2 separate regions of the Homo sapiens genome follow, and region 2 is linked to region 1. Evidence: chromatin loops called from intact Hi-C (ENCODE). Cell type or tissue: CD14-positive monocyte. All regions are shown on one strand. Links, peaks and the distances in the headings refer to the core of each region. The heading gives the core; the rest is flanking DNA.

The links. Hi-C counts contacts between places; a loop is a spot of excess contacts. Peaks named below come from ENCODE experiments on the same cell type or tissue, not always from the same donor. Only the 100,000 strongest peaks of a DNase experiment are listed, where the experiment ranks them.
Region 2: it touches region 1 in a loop (2.0-fold over the local background); 1 of 110 quality-filtered maps calls a loop at or near these places.

Annotation. Positions count from the first base shown.
Region 1 is chr11:117,059,699-117,069,201 of GRCh38, forward strand. All of the region lies in intron 1 of SIK3 (SIK family kinase 3), which reads right to left. Among named protein-coding and RNA genes, the nearest start is that of SIK3, 34 kb to the right of the region's middle. RefSeq lists enhancers at 3,541-3,650, 3,831-3,930 and a silencer at 4,712-4,912. In CD14-positive monocyte, for the core only: no CTCF peak of the experiment used is centred there; no DNase peak of the experiment used is centred there; H3K27ac peaks cover 565 bases.
Region 2 is chr11:116,949,504-116,959,006 of GRCh38, forward strand. It overlaps SIK3 (SIK family kinase 3), which reads right to left. Exons shown (of 25, transcript NM_001366686.3): 2 at 7,445-7,561; 3 at 4,541-4,604. Among named protein-coding and RNA genes, the nearest start is that of APOA1, 120 kb to the left of the region's middle. In CD14-positive monocyte, for the core only: no CTCF peak of the experiment used is centred there; no DNase peak of the experiment used is centred there; H3K27ac peaks cover 1,012 bases.

The sequences.
Region 1 (9,503 bases), core at 483-8,482:
GATATGATCAGATACCTCACCGATATATACAGATGGCAAATAGTGTATGAAAAGATGCTAAACATCATATGTTACTAGGCTACTGCAAATTAAAACAACAACGAGACACCACATACCTATTAGAATGGCTAAAATTCAAAGCAGTGACAACATCAAATGCTGGTAAGGATATAGAACAACAGGAACTCTCATTTACTGCTGGTGGGAAAGCAAAATAGTACAGCCACTTTGTAAGACAGTTTGGCAGTTTCTAGAAAACTAAACATTCTCTTACTATATGATCACGCAGTTCTGTCTTTGGTATTTAGCCAAATGAGCTGAAAACATATATCCACACAAAACCTGCAGACAGATGTTTATAGCAGCTTTATTCATAGTTGAAAAAAGTTGAAAGCAACCAACAAGTTCCTTAATAGGTGAATGGGTAAATAAACAGTGGAAATCCAGACAATGGAATATTAGTGCTAAAAACAATGAGCTATCAAACCATGAAAAAACTTGGAGGAAACCTAAATGCACTTTACTAAGTGAAAAAAAGTCAATCTGAAAAGGCTACATGCAATAATGCCATTCTGGTAACATCAAAACTATGGAGACAGTAAAAAGATCAGTGATTGGCCAGGCGAGGTGGCTCATGCCTGTAATCCCAGCACTTTGAGAGGCCGAGGCAGGCGGATCACCTGAGATCAGGAGTTCGAGACCAACCTGGCCAACATGGTGAAACCCCATCTCTACTAAAAATATAAAAATTAGCCAGGCGTGGTGGCGCATGCCTGTAATCCCAGCTACTCGGGAGGCTGAGGGAGGAGAATCGCTTGAACCCGAGAGGCAGAGTTTGCAGTGAGCCGAGAGCATGCCATTGCACTCCAGCCTGGATGACAAGAGCAAAACTCCATCTCAAAAAAAAAAAAAAAAATCAGTGATTGCCAGGGACTGAGGAGAGGAAGGGATGAATAGGTACAGCACAGGGAATTCTTAGGGTAGTGAAATTATTCTGTATGATACTGTAATAATGGATATGCAACATTACAAATTTGTGAAAACTCTTACAAATGTGCAACACAAACTATGGATTCTAATGTAAACTATGAATTTTAGTTAATGTACCAATATTGCTCATCAATTGTAGCAAATGTACCACACTAATGCAAGATGTTAATATCAGGGAAAATCGTGAGGACAGGCAGAGATAATGGGATATGTGGGATTTCTCCGTACTTTCTGCTCAACTTTTCTGTAAACTCTAAACTTCTCAACATAAAGCCTGGCCAGATGCTGTGGCTCACACCTGTAATATCAGAACTTTTGGAGGCTGAGGTGAAGGGATCGCTTGAGGCCAGGAGTTTGAGACCAGGCAGGGCTAACACAGTAAGACCTCGTCTCTATCAAAAATTAAAAATTAGTTGGGCATGGTGGCACACACCGGTAGTCCCAGCTACTCAGGAGGCTGAGGCAGGAAGATGGCTTGAGCCCAGAAGTTCAGGGCTGTGGTAAGCTGCGATCATACCACTGCACTCCTGGGCAACAGAGCAAGACCCCATCTCAAAAAATAGATAAAATAAAGCCTATTCATTAAAAAAAAAATTTTAAGGTATTACCATTTGAGTCACACAAGAGAAGATAATGTCTGTTGTGTGTGTGTGTGAGCGAACACGCATGTGGTAAAGCAATATATTCGAGAGGTTCAGAGTGCAAACTCTGCTTGGGCTCAGTCTGGCTCTTCCACTTAATGGTTGCGTCACTTTGGGTAAGTTATAAACTTCTCTAAGTGTCAGTTTCTTCACTGGCAAATTGGGGATAATAATCATCATGGAGTTTTAAAGATTAAACGAGTTCACAGATGTAAAAGCACTGACCAGAACAAATTAAGTACTCAATAAATCTTAGTTCCCTGTAACTCAACATAAGGTCTATGAACCCATAAGTCAACATTACCTGGGAGCTTGTCAAAATGCAGACTCTCAGGCCACTCCAGCCCTACTGAGTCTTCATTTTAATAAGATCCTCAGGTAATTGCTGTGCATATTTAAGTTGAAAAGCACTGTATTCGCTGGTATGATTATTATCAATCATAAGCTATTCTTTGAAAATGTCAATAAATAAGCAGAAATATTAGAAGAGTCCAAATTATTATTTGCTGATGATACGTTACAAAAAAAGAGAATCAATTATAATAGTTAATGAAATTTTGAAACATATTCTAAAGATACAGTAATTAAAACAAAGTATAGGCACATAAATAAATAAAGAGTGTATGTTAATATGACCGTTTCAAATAAGTGAGTAAATGATAAACTGATAGGGCAATTGGGTATAGATTTTTTTTTTTTAAATAAAAAAGTCAAGCCAGGCACAGTGGTTCACGCCTGTAATCCCAGCACTTTGGGAGGCGTAGGTAGGCAGATCATTTGAGGTCAGGAGTTCAAGACCAGCCTGGCCAACATGGTGAAACCCCATCTCTACTAAAAATACAAAAATTAGCCAGGCGTGAACTCCACTGTGCCCGGCCTGCTAATGTTATATTTTCAGTAGGAAATAGGCTAATATTTCAGCAGGCTAATATTTTCAGTAGGAATTACAAGCTTTCTGATTTTCCCTCGAAAATTACTTAACCCTTTGGAAATATATTCTCACGTTATCCAAATTTTCCTAAGAATTCTTAAAGTAAAAATATGTCAAATTTTGTCCTCCCCAAATGGGCCACAACGTGCATTTCCATTGGCCCTCTGATCAAACCTAGTTCCAGTTTAGTTTCAACAATGAACCATCTAAGCCAGGCAAGAAATTTAACAACATAACACCAAATATCGGCCCAAAATGGAACCCATAGGTCCAAAATATGCCTAATAGTAACAGACAGCAATTGTTTAAAAGTAATTGCAAAGAAATACAGTAAGTCCAAATTCACTTTAGTTTCAATTCTGAATCATTTCTCAATCTCTAAACTGGAAAAAAAAAATTTAGCCATTTGTCACCTCTGACTAAATACAGGCTAAATGCAGGCTTCAGTCCCCAAATCACTAAGTGTGGAAAAAGTGCATGCCTTCAAGAAAAGTGCCAACGGGAGGATTTTCCCAGAAAGAGTGGTTCACATACACAGTAGGAAAATCTTGTATAGGTAACTTGGCTACCAATTTAATTCCCTCAACCAATTTGGAAACTAATGGAAGTAAATGACTAAGAACTAAAATACATCAGACAGCATGGAAAAAAACATACGTATTAAAAGCACACAATGTGATTTAAGTTTGTTTTTAATTGCCTTTTGCTGAAGTTGGAATATTAAATTCTTTTGCTGCAGATAAATCAGAAATCAGCTTTACTGGTTTCCTATAATGTTGCACTTAGAAATGTTCAGCTGCTATAATGAATTACATGACTACTTAAAGGGGTTTCTTACTCCTTGTACAATATTTAAAAGAATGTATTACATGTATATCTGCCTTATACTAACTAATCTTCATATCATTGGGTCTAAATTATTAAAGTGATATAAACTACCAGTTATTGGAATTAAACACCCTCCCCTTTCTCTAAAACTGTTAGCTTCAATGAGTACCCACGTCTCAGAAGCTATGACCATAACTACACTGAAACCATAAATTAGTGAGATTGGAATTCCCCCACAAAGGAGGGGGAAGATTCAATACCTTTTCTCATAGCTGTAGCAGGCAATACTCTCTTGGTTTCTCAGAACCACTAAGTACGGCAGTCTCCTCTGCCCAATGTAAAGTCAGCTGCCAGGCTATCTGTAACCAAACCGTAGAACCTAGTTTCCCTTTCTGAAAAGGTAAATAATCCTTCTGGCCTGATTTACCAATAAAGATGTGAGTAAAAAGAAATTATCAAGGAGAGCATACCCAGGCTTTAACTTCTTAATGAAGTTTCTTTTTTTTTTTTTTTTTTAGATGGAATCTCACCCTGTTGCCCAGGCTGGAGTGTAATGGCATGATCTCGGCTCACTGCAACCTCTGTCTCCCGGGCCTCAGCCTCCCAAGTAGCTGGAATTACAGGCATCCACCACTACGCCTGGCTAATTTTTTGTATTTTTAGTAGAGACGGGGTTTCACCTTGGCCAGGCTGTTCTCGAACTCCTGATCTCAAGTGATTCGCCCCACTTCAGCTTCCCAAAGCTAGGATTACAGGCATGAGCCACCACGCCTGGCCTGAAGTTTCTTAAGATTCCCCATCTTATAAGAAAAAGACAAACCTTGTTGGTAATGTTAATACCAATAAGTACAAATTGCACGCTCCATATCTCATATTCAGTCAGAAAAAAAAAATTAGCCTTCAGGGACACTGATAACTTTATTATATGTTAATGAATACAGTATCAAAAACATCTGGAAAAAGTACCCCTGTTAAAGAGCACAGCATTAAGAATTCACAGAGGCTGCTCAGGATAAAGCCAGGTCAAAACTAAGGTCAACATCCTTCAGGGTTTTCAATGTCAGGGTCATTCATGTACTGAGACTTAAACTTGATCCTGAGTATAATTTGTCAGTAACTGCCAAGAATTTAAAAAAGGAAAAACAATAATTTAGAGTGCCTGTATTATCTAATTTATAGTAGACTTCATTAACACCAGAGAAACATCACAATTCCTATACCCCTACAACTTTTTAATTATCTCTTCAAGACATCTTAAATGAAAACAGCATATTACTTATTGCCTCTCACTCTTAACTCCTTTTTCTTTATTCTTTGAGATTGCTGACTCAAAGCCATCTTGGGCAATAAAGACTGGTTCAGCATTCTTCCAACTCATCTAAAAAACATTTTACATTTAGTGGCAGTTCAGTCTTTAACCACAGATCACATTTCTTTTCTACTGATAAGCACTGTCACAAATCAGAATTAACAATACAATTTTAGCATATTATCTTATCAGACTTCATAATTCTCCACTGCTGCCTAGATCTTGATTTTTCAACTCTTATACCTACAACGGCTGCTTTTTAAAAAGGCATCTTAAAACAGGTCTTTCATTTAAGTTCTTTCTACAGCAAAGGCAGGGTAATTAGTAGCTAAATGGCTTACAAATTGAGCTCTCTTCAAACACTAAAAATATTACCTAAACTAATATATCTGAACTGCACTTGACTTTTAATTGCTAAAATTCTCGTGTTAGATAAAACTCAGGAATTGATCCCATAGAAAGTAACTTTGTCGGCCAGGCGGTGGCTCACGCCTGTAATCCCAGCACTTTGGGAAGCCGAGGTGGGCAGATCACGAGGTCAGGAGTTCAAAACCAGCCCGGTCAGCATGGTGAAACCCCATCTCCACTAAAAATACAAAAAATTAGCTGGGCAAGGTGGCACACGCCTGTAGTCCCAGCTACTCGGGAGGCTGAGGCAGAAGAACTGCTTGAACCCAGCAGGCAGAGGTTGCAGCGAGCTGAGATTGCACCACTGCACTCCAGCCTGGGTGACACAGGGAGACTCCATCTCAAAAATAATAATAATAATAATAATAACAATAATAATAATAATAATTTCGTCTCTAGTGATTCTTACCCAACATAAAATGAGACGTAGCTTGGTTTCTTCCCTTGTTCTGATAAACCCCAAACTACTTTATTATTTTAAAAAATGAAAGAACAAGTGAAGACTGGATATTAAATTTTAATTATAAACTATTTTAAACAGTAAAATTAAAAGTCCATTAGTCTATTAGAATAATCACAGTAAATACATCATGTTAATAAAAGAAATGAATTTTTCATTTTTTTTACAGCAAATCAGACAACTCAATAACTTTTGAAAACAATCCATGAAAACGAATGTTAAACCTGGCACTGTATTTCATTTGAGGGCATGGAAACTTTACAGTGACTTAAGACAAAATATTCTATACAGCGGAGTTGATCAAAATAAATGCTTTTTAAACACAAATTTAGTATCTTCAATATCTTCAAATTTAAAAATAACTTTCATAAATTGATTTTTTTTTTTTTTTGACACAGAGTCTCACACTGTTGGAGTGTAGTGGCACGATCTCAGCTCACTGCAACCACTACCTCCAGGATTCAAGCAATTCATCTGCCTCAGCCACCCTAGTAGCTGGTATTACAGGCATGCACCACCACACCTGGCTAATTTTTGTATTTTCAGTAGAGACAGGGCTTCACTCTGTTGGCCAGGCTGGTCTCGAACTCCTGGCCCCAAGTGATCTGCCCACCTCAGTCTCCCAAAGTGCTGCACAATTACAGGTGTGAGCCGCCAAACCTGGCCCATAAATTGATTTTAATGAAGTTTATTCCCTGAGCCAATATTTCTTTATTTATTTTTACTCCTATCAATCTAAAATTCCTGGTGTCTTATGCCAAGGAATCCGGTCTTCACTAGAATACTTTATTTTTCTTTTCTTTTCTTCTTTTTTTTTTTTTTGAGATGGAGTTTTGCTCTGTCACCCAGGCTGGAGTGCAGTGGTGTGACCTCAGCTCACTGCAACCTCCGCCTCCGGATTCAAGTGATTCTCCTGCCTCAGCCTCCTGAGTAGCTGGGATTACAGGCACACGCCACCATGTCTGGCTAATTTTTGTATTTTCATAGAGATGAGGTTTCACCATGTTGGTCAGGCTGGTCTCAAACTCCTGACCTTAAGTGATCCACCCAACTCGGCCTCCCAAAGTACTGGGATTACAGGCGTGAGCCACCGCACCTGGCCTCTAAAAACTCTTGCTCTTCAAAAGACACTGCTGAAAGAATGAAAAAATAAGCCATGGAATCGGAAAAAAAAAAAATCTTTGCAAAGCGTAAAGCATTTATATAACACAGGACTTGTATCCAGGATATATAAAGAATTCTCAATATTCAACTATAAAGAAACAATCCTTTTTTTTTTTTTTTTGGAAAGACAGGGTCTTGCTCTGTCACTCAAGTTGGAGTGCAATGGCACCATCACAGCTCACTGCAGCCTTAAACAGCTAGGCTCAAGTGATCCCCCCACCTTAAACTCCTGAATAGCTGGGACTAAAGGCACATGCCAAGCACCCAGCTAATTCTTAAGTTTTTTGTAGAGACAGAGTGTCGCTTGTTGCCCAGGGTGGTCTCGAACTCCTGGCTTCAAGTGGTCCTCCCACTTTGGCCTCCCAAAGTGCTGGGATTACAGGCATGCATGAGCCACTGTGCCCGGTCAGCCCATTTCTTTTAATGAGCAAAAGATCTGAACAAATGCTTCACCAAAGAAGATACACAGCATGAAAATAAGTACATAAAAAGATACTCAATATCATTAGTCATTAGGGAAATGTAAATTAAAACCACAAGATACCATGACACAACTATTGGAACAACTAAAATTTAAGATATATCATTTTAGCAATGGTAAGGATTTAAAGCAACTAGAACTCTCCTATCTCATATATTGCTAAAGAGAATATAAAATGGTACGGCAACTTTGGAAGACAATTTGGCAGTTTCTTTAAAAGTTAAACATAAACCTACCAACCATATGACCCAGCCATTCCACTGTAAGGTATTTACCTAAGAGAAATGAAAACATACATCTACGCAAAGCTGTACATGAAGTTCATAACAGCCTTATTCATAAAAGCAAGAAAACCAGACACAATCCAAATGTTCATCAATAGGTGAATGAATAAACAAATCTTGTTACATCCATACAATGTAACACTACTCAGATTACCACTCAGCAATAAAAAACAACAAACTCTGATACAAACAACAATAAATGAATCTTAAAGAATGCTGATGAAAGAAGAGTACATCCTAGATGAGGCCATTTATATGAAATTCCAGAAAAAGCAAAACTAACCTATGGTGACAGCAAATCAGTGGTTTTCTGGAAGTGGAGGAGGATGAGAATGAATGCAAACAGTGCTACTGTAACTTTCTGCGAGACTGAATTGTTCTGTATCTTGATTGTATGGTTATTAAATGGGTGTGTATATTTGTCAAAATTCAAATTGTAAACTTAAAATGGTTCAATCTTATTGAATGTAAATTATGCCTCAATAAAGTTGATTAAAAATATCAAAATGTGGCCAGGCACGGTGGCTCATGCCTGTAATCCCAGCACTTTGAGAGGCCAAGGCGGGAGGATCACTTGAGGTCAGGAGTTCGAAACCAGCCAGGCCAACATGGTGAAACCCCATCTCTACTAAAAATACAAAAATTAGCTGGGCATGGTGACAGGCACCTGTAGTCCAAGCTACTGGGGAGGTTGAGGCAGAATCGCTTCAACCCGGGAGGCGGAGGCTGCAGTGAGCCGAGATCGCGCCACTGCACTCCAGCCTGGGCAACAGAACAAGACCCTGTCTCAAAAATAAATAAATAAATAATTTGTAAAAAATAAATATTAATTCTGGTCCCTGAATAACTTTTGGAACACTGTGGAAATAACAAATTTATGTTAAAAAGAATGTAAAGGCTACAAAGTCAAGTTATACTCTCTATGCAAAAGCCTGCAACTAAGAATACACAATATTATCATCAAACCAAATTAATAAATACTTAGGTAGCTTAAGGGTCAAAAATGGTTCCCCACACCCCAAAAATGGCTCCTTAAGGTCTATAAGATCAAGCCCAAATGTCTCAACTAAAAATTCATGTCCTTTATGAAATGACCCCATCCTACCCATCAAAAATATCTTCTGTTCCCCAATCCAAATTCATCTATTCTCCACCAAACATAGTATTTTCTCTCCCTGGAATGCTATCCCCATATTACTGTCAGCAATTCAACTTTCAATGTTGTTTAAAGATGATCCGAACATCCACTGGCCTAATAAAAAATGTCTTTGTGGTCTGGCATGATGGCTCATGCCTGTAAACCTAGCACTTTGCGAGGCCAAAGTAGGAGGGTCACTTGAGCCCAGGAGTTTGAAACCAGCCTGGGCAATATAGCGAGACCCTATCTCTAAAGTAATACAAAAATTAGCTGGACAGGTGGCGCATGCCTGTAGTCCCAGCTACTCAGGCAGCTGAGCCCAGGAGGCTGAGGCTGCAGCGAGCCCAAGCGGTTGAGGCCACAGTGAGCCATAAATGCACCACTGCACTCCAAACTGGGTGACAGAGTGAGACCCTGTTTCAAAAGAAAAGCCTTTGGTTATTCCTAACCCAAAATGTTCTTTCCTTTCTCTAGAATTTCTTATGTTTGGCCAGAACTATAAAATATGACATATAATTTTAAACCACATTTTCCTATTCTCTAATTATGTTTTGCTTTTTAAATCTTATTTCTTCACCTATAAGGAGGAAGAGCCTTAAAGATGGGTAGTATGACTCCTACCCTGTTGTAACTTACCACACTGCTGGGAAAATAGCAGGGCTTGTTCTCTCAGTGATGCTGCACTACAGATAGATTGAAACTTAAGGGGATGGAAATCTAAACTGCATTCCCATTTGGAAACATCAGCATGAATCTATGGCTTTACTTGCCCATCTAAAATTAGAGAGAAAGAAGATAAAGGGGTAGGCTTGACAATTCTGCCAGTTCTGGTAGTTGTTAAGATTTTTTTTTGGGGGGGGGGGGGTTTG
Region 2 (9,503 bases), core at 983-8,982, 110 kb before region 1:
TTTTTTTGTTTTATTTTTGTTTTTATTTAAGACAGGGTCTCCCTATGTTGCCTATGCTGACCTCCAACTCCTAGGCTCGAGCCATCCTCCTGCCTGAATAGCTAGAATTACAGGTGTGCACCCAGCCAGTGATTTATTTTCATTCTAATCCCAGAGAAGCTCTTTCTAAATTAATTCATTGGTTCTCCCCCTGCGAACTAGCAAACCTACCATTTGGCCTGTTTCATGAATCTCTTCTCAAATGTCCTTTACCACAACCTCCACTGTTCTTTTTCTTTTTTCTTTTCCCTCTACTGTTCTTGAGAGTACAATCAGGTTTGAACTTCTTCACTCCCTGTTGCAAATGAAGTCAGTTCCTTTGGGAAGAAATTAGGAGCTGTTTTATGGTTTGTTTTTCTCCACAGGTAAAAATCTCAGAGTTAGGGCTCTGGAGCTGGGGTTGGGGACAACAGCAAACTTCTCTGAGTGACGCTCCCACTCTAGGAACTGAGAGTTTGGTGGATGGAGAGCGGGGGAGGACAGCAGCCTGGGGTCCTCTCAGCTTGCCTCTCCTAGCAGCAAAAGACAGTGAAACCACTGTCTTAATACCCAAGGCAAGAGTGATCTGGGTCCTAGTATTCTCGGCATACCTGATCAAGTTCCACAAGTGGGGGCTGAGTAGAAGAAGGGGCCCCCATCTCTTAACTGCACTTCTCCAGGACTCAGCAATAGGCAGCTCGGGGCAGAATGAGAATTGCTGATGTCCAAATCCTCCTGGGAAGAAAGCTGCTATTCAGATGCTGGAGAGAATTGAGGAGAAGTGACAAATAAAAATTACAGGAGACCATTGTTTTCGAATAAACTTCTGCACTAGGCACCAACAGACCAAACTAAATATCAAAATGGAGTCACTCATGCTAAAGTTCCAAAGCGAAAACTAGGTTGTTATCTGACCTGAGAAATCAGGAGAAAGAGATAACAGCCAATTTCCCAAACAGCCCAGTCTAAAATCTTTAACTGGCACAATGATGAAGTTCCCTCTGCTTTAATCCTTACTAAAAAAGGTAGCCCGAAGTAACCTGATGTTAACTGGTTAATTTTCTATTGTTCTGTTTAAAAGTAACCAATACACTGTTCAGACTTCTTAAGCCCTTCTGTCCATAAGCCAAACTCTTCTGCTCAACTTACTGGAACACTTATTCTATGAAATGAAATGTTGTCCGATTCTAGAATCGCAAATAAAGCCAACTGGGATCATCAAACTAAACTTGCAATTTTGTCTTTTGACAGAAGGAAGCCCTGCGTTCTTGGCTGCAGTAGCCTGGACGGGAATTTCCACCTTGCTGACCAGACTTTGTTTCTTACCGAATTTGCACAGATGTTCTTGAATAATGTTCCTTCATTTTCTGCTTACTCTTAGGACGATTTCCAGAGACTTTAAATGACTGGGTTTTGTTTTCTTTAATAGTTTTCACTTGTTTCAGCAAGCAAGGCAGGTCAGCAGAGCTCCTCACACCTTGACGGCAGAAGTTGATCTCTCTCTCACATGAAGGCGTAAGGAAGCACTGTGCTAGAGCTCTATATATGCGATCTCATTTAATCTTCACAACTATAATACAAATATTCTAGATCTTACCTTATACAGACCTGGAACCTGTGCACCAGAATCATCTAGTAATTTGCTCTAAGTAAAAGGGCAAATAGGTGACAGAGATCTGATTCAAACCTAGGTCTAAATACATCCAAAGCCCAGGTTTTCTTGACTAAGCCCCTTTCATCTTTTTTACACAGACATTTTTAAAAATCAGAGCTCATGAGACAGTTCTATCCCTGTGCAGTCTCAATAATTTCTTTAGGTAATACACTATTTTCTTCCACATCTGGATCTTTTATAATAATATTACTTAATAGTATCAATAATAACATTTCAAATTCTATTGTTATATATTACATAATATGTGTTACAATATATAATTATAGGTTGGTGCAAAAGTAATTGCGGTTTTTGCCATTACTTTCAATGACAAAAGCCACAATTACTTTTTCACCAACCTAAAATATTTTGTTTTTAAAATAACATTATCAGAAGTGGTATTCTGTTTGTTCATCCCTTGAGGTACATTCACATGAAGTCCAGGACCAAGAAACGGATCTCTCTAATACTGCTTCCTGCTGGGTGCAGTAGCTCATGCCTATAATCCCAACACTTTGGGAGGCCAAGGCAGGAGGATTGCTACAGCCCAGGAGTTCACAACCAGCCTGGGCAACATAATGAGACCTAATCGCTATAAAAATTTAAAAATTAGCCTGGCATGGTGGTGTATACCTACAGTCCCAGCTACTCAGGAAGCTAAGGCAGGAGGATTACTTGAGCCCAGGAAGCTGGGGGTGCACTGAGCTGTGATCCCGTTACTGCACTTCACCTGGTCAACAGAGCCAAGACCCTAGCTCAAAAAAGAATAAATAAATAAATAAATAAATAAATAAATAAATAAATAAATAAAATCTGCTTTCTTAAAGAGTAAGGTAGATTGATGTGCCCTGTGTTTGGGTCTTTTTTTATTACAAACATTAAGATGACATGATCTTTTTTCTCCCCAAATTACCATTGTTTCCCCACCAATAAATGTCGTTCTATGAAATAAAATACCTAACAGGCAGCTCAAGGATTTGGGAGATGTTTGACTTTTTATAGAATAAAACTTGTAAAAAGGTATCTTCCAGCCTGAACAATATAGTGAGACCCCCGTCTCTACTAAAAATTTAAAAATTAGCCAGGTATGCTAGTGCACAGCTATAGTATCAGCTACTCAGATGGCTGAGGCAGGAGGATCACTTGAGCCCAGGAGTTCGAGGCTGCAGTGAGCTAGGATTGCACCACTGCATTCCAGCCAGGGCAGCAGAGCAATACCTTGTCCAAAGAAAAAACCTTATCTAGATAATGAAAGTTTTCTATTTGCCTTTGTATACATTTGTGATCTTAATTAAGGCAGGTTTATCATAACATGTGCCTGGAATGTCAGACCATAGTATAGTCTCCCAATAACATGACTGCTATTTCTCTCTCTCCAAATATTCTCTCTTGTGCTTTCATTTTCTGGTTCATAAATTTCCATATAACCATGCCCTCCAGGAAGATTTCCCTGATCTCCAAGAGTTAACCAAACTGCCATCTGCACTACTGTTCTCTACTATACAGAGTTTTACAGTTTCCATTCTCATCTTCAAAGTAATATGTTGATTTCCCTGTCTGTTTTCCACCAGATTTCTCCACGGAAAGGAAAACCAGTGTCTTAATTGAGTCAGCATCTCCAAGGCACATGATTGGCATATAATTATCATACATAGTGAAGGCCTACTATACCTTCTTGACAAACAATGCTATCCTTCAAATCTTGTAATGCTTTCATTTCTTTAAAATAAAGTATCCCCTCCCATACTATATTGAGTATAAATTTCTATCACCATTAGCTTTGACATTAACTAATCACATATACAAAGCCAATTAAATATAAAATTAAGAAATAATGATACCTCTTTTAAAAAGGACTAGCACTTACCCTAAAGATACTTTGACACACAAAAAAACACTAGATCGCTAGGGAAACTTTAAAAACACAAACACACACACACACACATCCATGCAGCCACAACTGACTAGTCATTAATAAGAAGATTCATTTTAAAAGTGATTCTATGCTTTTAAATACATTTTATCGTGCAGGAAGGAGCAAATGTTTAAAATAAAAATTAAAAAATTTTAAACTAGCAAGTGTTCATATTGATAAATTTTTTTTAAAATGAGGAAATTAGACAAATAAAGTATATAAAGAAACTTTTCTCTGTAGTTAGTTGCCAAAAGAAAAAATAAAAGACACATCAATTTAGATTTGGAAGTTTACCCTTTAACTCTACTTGGCTCCATTTATCACTGTTAGAAAAAAAATCGTTTTGTCAGTTTTTAGCATCTTAAAAATCAGATTTGTCAGTAACAAAGTCTCTTGCTTATTTCTGACATTGTGCTAAAGCTAAGTGTGAGAGGAAAATATAGCTACTGAAGGCAGAACCCCCAAAATTACAAGAATTACTGAGGGGAACTGTGAACACATGGTAAATAATATAGTTACATGTTATATTTAAACAAAGTTTAAGGAACGCACTCGGGTGAGATTATGTGCTCTAAGTGGCTCTTTCTGACACAACAGAGGCCCACACACTTGTGTGAGTTCTGTCGCACTTGGTAACCTCAATTAAAACCTGCAAACAGGAAAGACCCTAAGTCCCACGTTCAGAAAGGATGCTTGTTTTTGGAGATCTTTAATCTCAACTGTCAGCGCCTGACTGAAATAAACAAAACACCTTTGCTAAGGAAACAAATGTGTTAAAGGGATTTTACTAGATTAATCAAAACAAATTAAAATGCCTTTGTTGATAGAAAATGGCAGGATTGAAGAACAGCATCAAGTGACTGCTGCTCAAGTGACAAAGGCACTGAACAGCTATTTTAGGTTTGCCATAGTGTGCTCAATAGCTGTTTAAAGAATGCAATAAATGTACTTACCAAATATTTCCCCTCCACTAGCATATTCTGTCACCAGATAAATCATCCGTTCTGTCTCCATAACCTGGTGCAAAGGCAGGAAAGTGACAGACAGTGACACAAATGACAGGCTGATACAGGAAGATAAACTAATGACTCCTCTTTTCTCATTTGAAATATTAATAACCACTATAGATTAAAGAAAATTTAAAACATTTTTGGGGAAACAAATATAAATGTTATTAAGAAGAAAGGGAAAATTAGATATTCCTCCAAGTTCTTAAAAGTAGGAAACATTTATTGCTTGAGAGAGATAGGCTTTTTGATGTTCCATGAGGTCTCTGCAATCTCTTAAGCTCCATAAAACTGAGAGGCAAAGAAGTTGTCAAGAACCAAAACTTAAACTTCAGATTCAACATCAATCATCTGAAGCACAAAAATGCCCTATCAAATCAAAAAAAAAAAAACTAAAGCAAAAAGAAGCCTTTGGGGAAAATAATGGGAGTCACATAAGAACGCCACAGAAATCACATATGTCTTTCTTTTTTTTATAGAAATGACAACTTTCCTTTCCACTGCCCATTTATTTGAAAAAAAGAGAACAGTAATTTAAAATACTCAACCTTTTAAAGTAACGTAAGTGATTTGTGTTTTGTCTTGGTCCCTTTGTTGCTCCTTTTTAAAATTCATTGTAGTATGTTGTCAGTCCTTTCTTCCTTTTTACATTTTCCATCAAACATTTTTAAAAGTAATAATGATTACATACACTCATTATAAAACAAAAGACCAAAGGCTTTCCTCTTCCCAATCTCCTCCATCTCAATCCCCAGAGGAACACTGTTCTCTGCTTATTGTATATCTTTCTACAACAGTGCTGTCCAATAGAAATATAATATGAACTGCATATATTATTTTAACTTTTCTAGTAGCCACATTTAAAAAGGAAAAAGGAAAAGGTGAAGATAATTCTAATACTACTTTTTATTTACCCCAATATATCCAAAATACTATCATTTCAACAATTCTTTTTAAAATTATTTTTAGTTTTACACTTAAATTAATTAAAACTAAATACAATTAAAAATTCAGTTCCGGCCAGGCGCAGTGGCTCACGCCTGTAATCCCAGCACTTTGGGAGGCCGAGGTGGGTGGATCACTTGAGATTAGGAGTTCGAGACCAGCCTGGCCAACACAGTGAAACCCCGTTTCTACTAAAAATACAAAAATTAGCTGGGCGTGGTGGCACATGCCTGTGATCCCAGCTACTTGGAAGGCTGAGGCAGTAGAATCACTTGAACCCAGGAGGCGCAGGCTGCAGTGAGCAGAGATCATGCCACTGCACTCCAGCCCGGGCAACAGAGTGAGACTTCGTCTCAAAAATAAATAAATAAATAAATAAATAAAATTTAAAAAACCCAGCTGCCAGAAAGCAAAATTAAAGCTTGAAAGAAGGCACTGCTCAAAGCTAGCACTGGACCTGTGGAAATCCTCATAGGCTAATCTTGGGTAAGACAGGCAAACTTGCAGAATTCAGTTACAAGGGTAATAGCTATAAGTCAACCTCTTGAGAAAGGTCAGCCTAAGCCCCACAATTATTTAAAGATGATTTATTTTAAAAGGTAAGGTCAAGAAATTTATTCAGCCCATCAGGATAGGAAGGAAGCTGAGGTTAGACACCTGTGAGCTCACAGATATAGGTCTTCAGGCAGCACCAGGAAGCTTTCATAAGTTTGCTTGTGGGGCAGAAGGTAGGCGTTGTTCAACATAATTTAGGCTGATAAATTTCAACAGGTCTGCTCCTGTTGACCTAATTTCATTATGTGAGCAGCTGATGCCAGGGAAGAGCTCTAACGCTGTAGTTTTAACCACACATGTTAATATCACAACATGTTTTCTTTTCCATAAAACTAAGAGGCTACGAAAGCTTGCCCATAGAGCCTTGGGTGTACTTTCTCCACTTTTACACATGGTCCTATGTCTGGGCCAGTAACCATTTACTGCAGACTAACAGCAGCAAAATAACCAAGTGGGTGGCCACGTCCTTCAGAACTAAGAGATGGCTGTTCTGGCAGAAAGCAGCAAGTAGAGTTGGGCCTATGCAGAGGCAAAGTTCTCGGCTGCCAACACATTGCAATTTGAGAAGCATCCCGAAGCCCCACCTCTCCCAAAATATCTCTTTCACCAGCCTGCTAAGGCAAGGTCCTCTCCTCCTATCCCGCTTGAAATTCCAGCCATCAGATTTACTGCTTTTGTAGTTATGCTAGGGAATCATTTTGATGATGGCATGAAATATGCATGTTTCTTGGGAAGACCAAAAAAAAAAAAAACTAAAATAGAAATCTCTCCTATTGGAGAGATCTGGTCACTTGATCTGGTCTCTTGATTATCAAAATAATTACTACCTTGGAAAACTAAGTCTACAATCCTATTAGAATAGAAAAGAGGTAGGTTTTGATTGATCCAAGAAGCAGTCCTTTGCCATAACAATTTATAACATGATCACAGAAACTAGTATTCAAATAATGCTATTAAAAAAATGTTATATTCATCTCTAACTTTTCACCTCTCTAAATTCTCTTCTTTTTGAGTTTCCCATCCTGTGTTAGAACTCTGAACTAAATAAAATAAATTCTCATCATCTTCTGAATTAACATTTTGTGTAGTTGTTGCTAAGAATGGCATCAAATTTTAAAGAACAAATTAAAAAGACCTACCTGGGTAAGGAAAACGTACTAGTAAATGGCCAGGGGAAACTTGAGGATACTAAGTGCTGAGCGCGTAAACAGAAGGGTAGGAAAGATAGCAGGATTAACATAGAAACAAAAAAAGTCACAGATGTTCACCCACCCACATTTCTTCAAAGGGAGCCATACATACAATATTCTGGGTTCTTTGCAGCTATCTGCTATACACTAATGATCCTACCTGGTAGAGCCTGATGATATGGGGGTGGCAAAGCATCTTCATAATTTGAACTTCCCGGAAAATCTTCTTCAAGTTTTCTTCATCCAGCTGGGTCTTATCTATGATCTTGATAGCAACCTGACAACAGAGGGAAAAAAATTACTCTGATGCATTATTAAAAGCAGTTTACTAAGAAAAATTAGGTTCACTTTAAAACATTACGTTCCATAAAATATAAGCTGCCAGTATTCTGTTTACAGAATGTCAATGAGGAAAATTAATTTACTCTTTTTAAAAAGATAGGAAATGGATTCCTAGCAAGTTGGTCTCAAAGGAACAGACTCCAAAAGCTAATGGGTCTTCTGCCATTTCTTCAATTGCTTATACGGTAAAATCCTATGAAAAAATACTTTATTACTCCATAGATGTCGTTACGGTCTGGGTCAAATCATGTTTCAGTGCAGAGTGGTATACAGGGTCTCTCATTAAGACAAGAAGCTTTAAATAAAATAAAAAATTTTTAAAAAGGCAAGAAGCTTGTATCATAAATACATGGTGTCTTACTAAGGTTCTATGAGAACTTTCACAGGGGCTTTACACATCTCACCAGATGCTTGTAGAACTCAATAATAATAATAATAGTAGCAGTGATGGTGGTGGCAGCAGCAGTAGCAGCATCTACCATATACGAAATGTTTACTATGGGCCAGGCATAACTCTTAGTGGTTTGGAAGTACTAACTCATTTAAACCTCCTAACACCCACCTTATCATTAACCTTGCTTTAGAAATACAGAAACTGAGGCACACAGAGATTAAGTAATTAACCCAAGATTAAGTAATTTACACCTAGTATGTGGCAGGTGCAGGATTGAAGCCTAGGTAGCTTGGCTTTAGAATCAAATTCTTAATAAGAATGTTATAAGAATCTGAAGATCTTTCTTTAGCATACATGCACTGCATCATAAAACATATCTTTCCAATGTGCCCCCTTTTAATAAGATACTCATCAGCAAATACATTTTAATGAAGAATGAACGATGAAGGACTTTTAAAAATTTACTAAATCTAAACTTCCTCAGTGAAATACTTAAAATATTTGTGTTGCTCCAAAATATGTCTATATCTCAGTTTCAATTATGTAATCAGTATGGAAGCAATACTGGTTAGATGAAGAACCTAGACTAGTCAAACTCTAGTCCTCTCCAAATCTTAACATTCTAAGATTCTATGCACCAGAGAGGTAAAGGGAACATATACAGTACTTACTGAGGAAAAAATCAGGAAAACAAAATTACAAAAGTAAAAATGTTTAGCTCAGAGAAATAAAGACTGTTTGGAGCCATACGTGGCAGATTATTCAGATGTATAAATGGCTGGCATAAAAGTAACTTTATCTGAAGCTGTTTCAGGTGTTAAAATGAGGACCCACGGGAGAAAGGCACAGGGAGATAAATTTCAGCTGTACTCAAAGAGCATTCAAGCCATGCCTAACGAGGGAGTGTGATGAAAGGAGCTGGGTGTGGCTGGAGCTACAAGGATTAATCAGACACAGCCTAAACTTCAAGGAGATCACAGTCTAAAAAGGAAAAAAGATGTGTGGAACTGAAAACAATGCAGCATTGGAAGTACAAGCAATGGAGCTATGTACCAGGTATAACAACAGACAGAGGATGGTGAATGACCTTCACCTACAGGAGAAGAGGTAGAAAAAGTCTGGGAAAGACTTGACAAAGAAAGCAGAATTTCACTACAGAGAGAACTGGGATAGGCAGAGAAGAAGGTAGAGAATTTAATGAGGATCTCACCAGCTGCTTGGTTTCCTGTAAGAAGTCTTGGATAATATAACCCTTGACCACCTGCATTTCTACTTCTCCTCATTACTGCACCAGATCACATACAAGACCTTAACTCCACAACTGGTCTAGCATCTGCTCCTGCTTCTCTCAGGACAGCTCCCAAAACAACAACAAAAAAAATCATGGTACACAATGTCTCTTCCTAGAACAAATAGCTTGGTCTTAATAGTCATTATTAATAAAATCTTACATGTGAATGGCACCTTGTAATGTACAGAATGC